Regions from separate parts of the Homo sapiens genome. Here region 2 is linked to region 1. A link is a loop called in an ENCODE intact Hi-C map of the cell type or tissue named here. Cell type or tissue: IMR-90. All regions are shown on one strand. Links, peaks and the distances in the headings refer to the core of each region. The heading gives the core; the rest is flanking DNA. Region 1 overlaps TCOF1 (treacle ribosome biogenesis factor 1). Region 2 has its middle 15 kb from the start of RPS14.

The links. A loop is a pair of places that touch in the nucleus more often than their neighbours do. Peaks named below come from ENCODE experiments on the same cell type or tissue, not always from the same donor. Only the 100,000 strongest peaks of a DNase experiment are listed, where the experiment ranks them.
Region 2: it touches region 1 in a loop (6-fold over the local background); 1 of 110 quality-filtered maps calls a loop at or near these places.

What each region holds. Positions count from the first base shown.
Region 1 is chr5:150,376,265-150,380,649 of GRCh38, forward strand. TCOF1 (treacle ribosome biogenesis factor 1) reads left to right here. Exons shown (of 27, transcript NM_001371623.1): 13 at 1-66; 14 at 159-356; 15 at 2,641-2,778; 16 at 2,965-3,144; 17 at 3,268-3,468. Among named protein-coding and RNA genes, the nearest start is that of TCOF1, 21 kb to the left of the region's middle. RefSeq lists an enhancer at 447-969. In IMR-90, for the core only: no CTCF peak of the experiment used is centred there; DNase peaks (open chromatin) are centred at 1,237 and 1,887; H3K27ac peaks cover 3,223 bases.
Region 2 is chr5:150,432,430-150,436,814 of GRCh38, forward strand. No RefSeq gene overlaps it. Among named protein-coding and RNA genes, the nearest start is that of RPS14, 15 kb to the right of the region's middle. In IMR-90, for the core only: a CTCF peak has its summit at 3,827 (motif pointing left); DNase peaks (open chromatin) are centred at 2,252 and 3,822; H3K27ac peaks cover 191 bases.

The DNA of each region.
Region 1 (4,385 bases), core at 238-4,237:
TCTTCAAGCAGTGAGGAATCAGATAGTGAGGAAGAGAAGACAGGTCTTGCAGTAACCGTGGGACAGGTGAGGCCTGTGTTTTCTGGGCGGGCCTCAGGGCCGCCCCTACGTGGTCCTTTGGACTCCTGGAGACACCTCTCTTCCCCTTGTCATCCCAGGCAAAGTCTGTGGGGAAAGGCCTCCAGGTGAAAGCAGCCTCAGTGCCTGTCAAGGGGTCCTTGGGGCAAGGGACTGCTCCAGTACTCCCTGGGAAGACGGGGCCTACAGTCACCCAGGTGAAAGCTGAAAAGCAGGAAGACTCTGAGAGCAGTGAGGAGGAATCAGACAGTGAGGAAGCAGCTGCATCTCCAGCACAGGTGAGGCCTAGAAGGAGCAGGCCCATCCCACCCACACCTGTTCCTGAGCCAGGGCTGAGGATGGGCTTGACTGGGGGCTAGTGTTGCCTGCAGGTGTGCAGAAGCCTCAGAGGTAGCCTCAACACAGCTTCCTTCCCTATCTTTCACTCCATGTCTCCTCTGCCCATCAGAGCTCCAGGGTCTCTGTCTTGTTTGCCTTTTGAGGTCCTCCTGCTGATTGATTCCCTGTGGTTTTCACAAGCTCTGGAGTTCCCACCCTGCCAGGTGCTGCCCTTGTCTGGGGTTGCTGAGGCGCTGTTCCTCAGGGAAGTCCTGTCTCTGTGGAGCATGGACATGCTCCTGCAGTGTGGAGCGATGGGGTTGAGATAGAGGGTGTGAGCCTGGGCTGCGCAGCATGACAGGTGAGAGCATCTAGGCCTTTTACAGGAGGTGGCAGCATCTGAGCCATGGGCTGAAAGAGTTGGCCAGGTGAAATGGGCAGGGAGAGTGTTCCAGGCAGAGGAAGCAGTCTGTGCGAGGCCAGGGAATGAGAGAGTGCCTGGCTTGGGTGCCTTGCCACAGGCGGCACATTGTGGTGGGATGGCTGGCAGTTGTTTAGAGCCAGACCGCCTGGGTTCAAGTTTCAGCTCCACAGCCTGGCAAGTGCTGTAAGCCCTCAGAGCCCTTACTCTCCTATAAACAGGAAATCAGCCCTCACAGGTTTGGGTGAGAATTTAGGTGAGATCTCACCTGCTACACCCAGCAAGGGAGCTGCACACAGCAAGTTGTCTCTGTCACCCTGACGATGGGCCAGGCTAATGTGGAACAGATCAGGAGTGAGGTCTCCAAGCCTGGAAGAGCTGAGAGAAGATGGCTCACTCCCTGCACTCACCCACCCACTGTTTATTATTTTTAATTGTCGCTCTGTTTTTTTCTGTAACCACTCAGAAATTAGTCATTTCTTTTTTCTCTGTACCAGAGCACACATTTCTACTGATTTTTTTTTGTCCTCCTCTCGTTGACTTGTGGGACCTCAGGGCTCTAGAATTCCTCCATTGAGGTTTTTAAGCTCTGCAGGGGCCCCTTCCAGAGCCGCCTCTACTCTTTCCCAAGCTGCAGGCACATTCCAGACCCAATGCCTTACAGAGTTTCATTATGCAGCTCACTTAAATATTTGTCTTCCCTTCTGAGCCTCCCACCTGTACCATGAGGTGGGTGTTTTATTTTTATTTTTTGAACCATGGGCTATTTTGAAGTAAGCCGTTTAATTTCCAAATATCTGGGATTACCCAGGTTTCTTTTTGTTGATTTCTAATTTAGTCACATTGTGGTTGGAGAACATATTTTGTATGATTTAAATCCTTTTTTGTGTATTGAGACTTGTTAGGTCAAGTCAGTCTTGTGTCTTGTTTCTTGTGGAAAACATGGCTCCCCTCTGGAGGATTTACGTGCTCTACTGATGAGCACCTCGGCCTGAGTCATACTTGGTCCACACTGTAGGGAATCTTCTTGAAGTCCTGATTCTTCACCTCATTTGACCTCATGTGTTTGAGGAATGCTGGGGGATGGGGTTGTTTTCTGACACTGACCAGATGCCATCCCTGAGTGAGGCAGGGGCCTTGAGATGCTGCCAGAGTCCTCATTCTGTTTCACATTAGGCTTGCTGTCACTCCTGTTAAGGATCTCACTCTGGGAATTTCCCTTTTTTTTTGTTCTCCTTCTATTTGTTGGAATCCCTGACAGGCCTTTTGGGGGTTCTCTGGATATCGGTTAAGGCTAGATTAAGCTGAAGAAAACCTTAAACAACAAGTATCTTGTTCTGCCGTGGCTGCTTGAGCTCCAGCTCTGACCTCAGCATTCCATCTAGCCTGGAGGAGGAAGAGACATGTTTCTGACCTTTTATGGCACTCAACTTACATCCTATGAGCCAGAATTTAATGACATTGCCACCTAGCTGAAAGGGAGCCTGGAAAACATCTGTTTTAGGTAGTCTTGTGCTTAGCTAATGCTAAGGAAGGCACGCACAATGAGTTTGAGTGTTTATTATGTTCCAGACATCATGTTAAACTCTGAATCTCCTATTTAGTCTTCATCATAACCCGTAGGTGGGCCTTATTATTATCTCCATTTGATAGAGGACTGAACTGAGGCCCAGTGAGATCAAGTGATGAGCTCAGGTTCACACGCCTATTGCATGGAGGAGCCAGAATCCAGACTCGGGCTCCAGCTCCAGAGTCTGTATTCTTGGCTAGCTGCTTTACTCAATCTCACCTTCTCCCTCCTTAATTCCCTTTTCTCCACTCAGGTGAAAACCTCAGTAAAGAAAACCCAGGCCAAAGCCAACCCAGCTGCCGCCAGAGCACCTTCAGCAAAAGGGACAATTTCAGCCCCTGGAAAAGTTGTCACTGCAGCTGCTCAAGCCAAGCAGAGGTCTCCATCCAAGGCAAGTGGGGCCAGAAGCCACAGGAGGTGTGGAGGGTTGGGGTAGAGAGGAGGACCAGTCACTGAGCCCAGCCAGGAGAAGGTGCGTGCATGGGCAGGCCACCCACCCAGAGTTGTGCCATAGTGGGGAGTGGGACCTGAAAGGAATCACTTTTGCCTCCAATACTATTATCCCCCTGCAATTCAGGTGAAGCCACCAGTGAGAAACCCCCAGAACAGTACCGTCTTGGCGAGGGGCCCAGCATCTGTGCCATCTGTGGGGAAGGCCGTGGCTACAGCAGCTCAGGCCCAGACAGGGCCAGAGGAGGACTCAGGGAGCAGTGAGGAGGAGTCAGACAGTGAGGAGGAGGCGGAGACGCTGGCTCAGGTGAGGGGGAGGGAATGGAGATCATCCCCTACATGGGATGTAACACCTTTGCCACATCCAGCTCCTGTCTTCTCACACGTCCACCCTCCAGGCTCTCTCCTCTCATCCTGTTTCTCCCTCCAGGTGAAGCCTTCAGGGAAGACCCACCAGATCAGAGCTGCCTTGGCTCCTGCCAAGGAGTCCCCCAGGAAAGGGGCTGCCCCAACACCTCCTGGGAAGACAGGGCCTTCGGCTGCCCAGGCAGGGAAGCAGGATGACTCAGGGAGCAGCAGCGAGGAATCAGACAGTGATGGGGAGGCACCGGCAGCTGTGACCTCTGCCCAGGTAAGACTTGCCAGGCCTCTGAGCCACCAACACTCACTCCTCAGAACGGGGGTATAGGGCTGGGCGTGGTGGCTCACACCTGTAATCCTAGCACTTTGGGAGGCCGAGGCAGATGTATCACTTGAGGTCAGGGGTTCAAGACCAGCCTGGCCAACATGGTGAAACCCCGTCTCTACTAAAAATATAAAAATTAGCTGGGCATGGTGGCGGGTGCCTGTAATCCCAGCTACTCGGGAGGCTGAGGCAGGAGAATCCCTAGAACCTGGGAGGCGGAGGCTGCAGCAAGCCAAGATCATGCCACTGCACTCCAGCCTGGGTGATGAGAGTGAGACTGTCTCAAAAAAAAAAAAAAAGAAAAAAAAGAAAAGTGAAAAACCAGGGTTTAGGGCCAGGTAAGGAAAAGAAAGGAAGGCCAGGTTAAGGCTTAAGGCTCCAGTTCCACCATGCCCTCCTCCGTCTGCTGTCATCCACATCTCCTTAGGTAAAACCTGCTACTAAAACCCCCCAAACGAAGACTTCCGTAGCTAAAAGTGTCCTGGGTCTATATCTAGGTCGAGGTCTCCACCAGCTCTATAAGCTAGGCCAGTATTTCCCACCAAGGCATATGAGACCAAGAATCTACATGTTAGTTATTGTGCATACGTTAACGTTATACAAAATGACTCTCCCTGTCAGAGTCCCAGGGAAGCTTGGAGTGTGGCACAGGTCCCCCTGAGGTCCTGGAGAGATGGAGGAAGTCTCATCCTGCACCTTGGCCCGGAGCCTCACATAGGCAGGCGCATCTTCTCAGGCAGGGCTTGTCTAGCTTAGTGCAAAGCCTGGACCCTGGAGAGTGGGGAGAAAGAAAATCTGAACAATTCCCTCTGTCTGCTTGCAGAAGATAGCAGGGCTTGCTACATCCTACAGAAGTGTAGGAT
Region 2 (4,385 bases), core at 320-4,319, 56 kb after region 1:
AGATCACAAGGTCAGGAGATCGAGACCACGGTGAAACCCCGTCTCTACTAAAAATACAAAAAAATTAGCCGGGCGTGGTGGCGGGCGCCTGTAATCCCAGGAGCCTGAGGCAGGAGAATGGCGTGAACCTGGGAGGCGGAGCTTGCAGTGAGCCAAGATTGCGCCACTGCACTCCAGACTCCATCTCAAAAAAAATTTTTTTTTGATTAGCCAGGCATGGTGGTGTATGCCTATAGTTCTAGCTACTCTGAAAGCTAAGGCAGGAGGATCACTTGAACCTGGGAGTTCGAGGCTGCAGTGAGCCATGATCGCACCACTGCACTCCAGCCTGGGCAACAGAACAAGACCCTATCTCTGAAAAAACAAAACCAAAAGAGGCAGGCCAGGTGTGGTGGCTCACGCCTGTAATCCCACCACTTTGGGAGGCTGAGGTGAGCGGATCGCTTGAGGTCAGGAGTTCGAGACCAGCCTGGCCAACATGGTGAAACCCTGTCTCTATTAAAAATATAAAAATTAGCTGGGCAAGGTGGCAGACGCCTGTAAATACCAGCTACTTGGGAGGCTGAGGCAGGAGAATTGCTTGAACCTGGGAGGTGGAGGTTGCTGTAAGCTGAGATGGTGCCAATGCACTCCAGCTTGGGCAACAAGAGCAAAACTCCATCTCAAAAAAAAATAGAAAAAGGTAATAATAGCAATACCTAATTCCTCACATCTCTGATAGTCTCAGGAGTTTGAGGCTGCAGTGAGCTGTGATCACACCATTGCACTCCAGCCTGGGCAACAGAGCAAGACCCTGTCTCTAAAAAAACAAAAACAAAAAGGGTAATAATAGCAGTATCTACTTCCTTACACCTCTGATGGTCTACTTGCATGCTACTTCCTACTGTGAGTATGAGAATTAAATAAGCTGCTACTTTTTTTTTTTTTTTTGAGACAGTCTCACTCTGTCACCCAGGCTGGAGTGCAACGGCATCTTGGCTCACTGCAACCTCCGCCTCCTGGGTTCTTGTGATTCTCCTGCCTCAGCCTCCTGAGTAGCTAGCACTACAGGTGTGCACCACCATGCCTGGCTAACTTTTGTATTTTTAGTAGAGACTGGGATTCACCATGTTGGCCAGGCTGGTCTCAAACTCCTGACCTCAGGTGATCCAGCCGCCTCAGCCTCCCAAAGTGCTGGGATAACAGGCGTGAGTCACCGCACCCAGCCAATAAGCTGCTACATTTAAGTTGCTTGATAAGTGCTTAATAAATTTCAGCTGTATAACATCGTCAGTCTAGTTAGTGCTATTTTCCCTAATGTCGCACCACAGCTTGCCTCCCTGTAACTTCCATACTTTAGGTCTAGCTCTGTCCCTTGGAATTCTACCCTCTTTCGCACTCACCTGCAGGTTATTCCTATTGTTCTGCATTTCTCAATTTTTCTTTTTCTTTTTTGAGACAGAGTCTTGCTCCATCACCCAGGCTGGAGTGTAGTGATTCCATCTCAGCTTACTGCAACCTCTGCCTCCTGGACTCAAGCCATCCTCCCACCTCAGCCTCTTGAGTAGTTGGAACAACAGGTTCACACCACAATGCCTGGGTAATTTTGGTATTTTTGTAGAGACAGAGTCTCCCCATGGCTGGCCTCGAACTCCTAGGCTCAAGTGATCCGCCCACCTTGGCCTTCCAAAGTGTTGGGACTACAGGCGTGAGCCACCCTAGTCCATTTCTCAATTTTAATTTTCTCCTGATGCCAGAGTTTTTGGTTTTATTTTGTTTTTTTTTTTTGAGATGGAGTCTCCCTCTGTCGCCCAGGCTAGAGTGCAGTGTCATGATCTCGGCTCACTGTAATCTCCACCTCCTGGCTTTAAGCAATTCTCCTGCCTCAACCTCCTAAGTAGCTGGGATTACAGATGACTGCCACCACACCTGGCTAATTTTTTTTTTTTTTTTTTTTTTTTTAGTAGAGACAGGGCTTCACCATGTTGGCCAGGCTGGTCTTGAACTCATGACCTCAAGTGATCCGCCTGCCTTGGCCACCCAAAGTGCTGGGATTACAGGCTTGAGCCACTGCACCCGGCCACTTGATGCCAGATTTTCTTTTTGCAAGTTCCATTTTTCATCATGCAAACATAATTTCCCCAAGATCATGGTTTCTTCTTGTCAGAGTCATTGGTTGTTTGCCAGGCAAGCTCAACTTTGCCAGACACACAACTGCGGCGGGTGGGAGAATGTAGCTTCAGGGCCTCCCCTCCTGCCCTGACAGGCCTGATTGTTTACTCCCAGGAATTTGCATTACTTGGATTTGGAATCCCTGTCGGTAGGCCTCTCTGACAGCATACCCTAAGCATCTGCCATCAGGGCAGGATGATGTCATGATGAAGGGCCCGGACTCCGGAGCCAGGCAGAGCTAAGTTCAAATCCAGACTCCTCCACTTACTTGCTGTGTGATCTTGGCTGAGGCACTTAGTCTCCCTAAGCAAGCCTCAGTTTTCTCATCTGCAAAACAGGACTAATAATAATAATAATCTTGCCTGCTTCATAGCATGTTGTGAAGATTGATTAAGAGAATGCAGCCAGGCGCAGTGGCTCACACCTGTAATCCCAGCACTTTGGGAGGCCGAGGCAGGTGGATCATGAGGTCAGGAGTTCGAGACCAGCCTGGCCAATATGGTGAAACCCCGTCTCTACTAAAAATGCAAAAAACTAGCCAGCATGATAGCAGGTGCCTGTACTCCTCGCTACTCGGGAGGCTGAAGGGGAGAATCTCGCTTGAACCCGGGAGGCGAAGGTTGCAGTGAACCAAGATAGTGCCATTGCACTCCAGCCTGGGTGACAGAGCGAAACTCTGTCTCGGAAAAAAAAAAAAAAAAAAAGAGAATGCATGTAAAACACTCGGCATAGTACCTACCTCAATAAATGTTTGGCATTAATATCTAAGGCTGTGCTGTCTAACATGGCAGCCACTAGCTACACATGGTGGTTGAGCCCTTGAAATGTGGCTAGTCCAAATGGAAGTGTGCTATAAGTGGAAATATATAAGGGACCAGCCGGGCTCAGTGGCTCAGGCCTGTAATCCCAGCACTTTGAGAGGCTGAGGCGGGTGGATCACCTGAGTTCAGGAGTTCAAGACCAGCCTGACCAACATGGTGAAACCCTGTCTCTACTAAAAATACAAAAATTAGCCAGGTGTGGTGGTGGGTGCCTGTAATCCCAGCTACTTGGGAGGCTGAGACAGGAGAATTGCTTGAACCCGGGAGGTAGAGGTTGCAGTGAGACAAGATTGTGCCACTGCACTCCAGCCTGAGTGACAGAGAGACTCCGTCTCAAAAAAAAAAAGTACAATGGATCTCAAACTTCACACAAAAAAAGTAAAACATCTTAATAATTTTTATATTGATTATATGTTGGAATGAAAATATTTTGAACATATTGGGTTACATGAAATATATTATTAAAATTAATGTCATTTTGTGATACTTTATCAGTGTGGCTACTGGAAAATTTGAAATTACACCTGTGGCTCACTTCTGTGGCTTGCATCATATTTCTTTGGTGCTAATTCTAGTGGGTTTTATTGTTGTTTTCAGTGGGGGGGAGGAGATCTGGTTTGGTTTGGGAGCATTTGAATTCCACTGGCTGCACCTTTCTCTTTTACATGGCATCTGAGGTGCAAGGGCTCTTCAGAGATCACAGAGATGCAATCTCCTTTTTGTAAAGATGAGGAAACGGAGGCACATAAGAAATGGATAGGCTGAGGGCCACTGAACCAGGGGTGGCAGAACCCAGATCAGAACTAAGACAGCAAGGCAGCACGCGGCTTCCTGTCAGAACAATGCTGCCACCTGGTGGCCACCTATATATGACTGATGTAAGCTCCCACGGCAACGGGGCTCCCTTCAGGGGCAGGACTCTGCTACCGTGTACTTCCCAGCCCTCTGAAGAGATGCTGAGACAGGGCGGGTCCTCCTCCTCCTCGACTTCCTTGGTAGCCTGATTGCACTGAGCCCCAGCCTGCTAGAAGTGAAAGAGTGTGGCGATTAAGGGCACGGTCTGTGGTTATAGACAAGCGTATGTAAGTTTGAATCCTTGCTCCTGCCCCTTTCCAGCTGTGTGCCCCTGGACGAGTCACTTAACCTCTCTGACCCTCAGTTTCCTCACATGTTAAATTTTGATAATAACAGTACTTACCTCAAAGCGACTGAATGAGGTAATACTTGTAATATGAGTCATAAATATTTATATGATACCAGGTACGCATTGTCTCAGGTGCTGGGACAGCAGTGACCTGAACGGAAAAGTCCAGTAGTCACCAAGCCCAGTGGTTCTCAAAATGTGGTCTCTGAACCATCAACATCAGCACTACTTGGGAACTTAGAAATACAAATCTTCAGACCGGGTGCGGT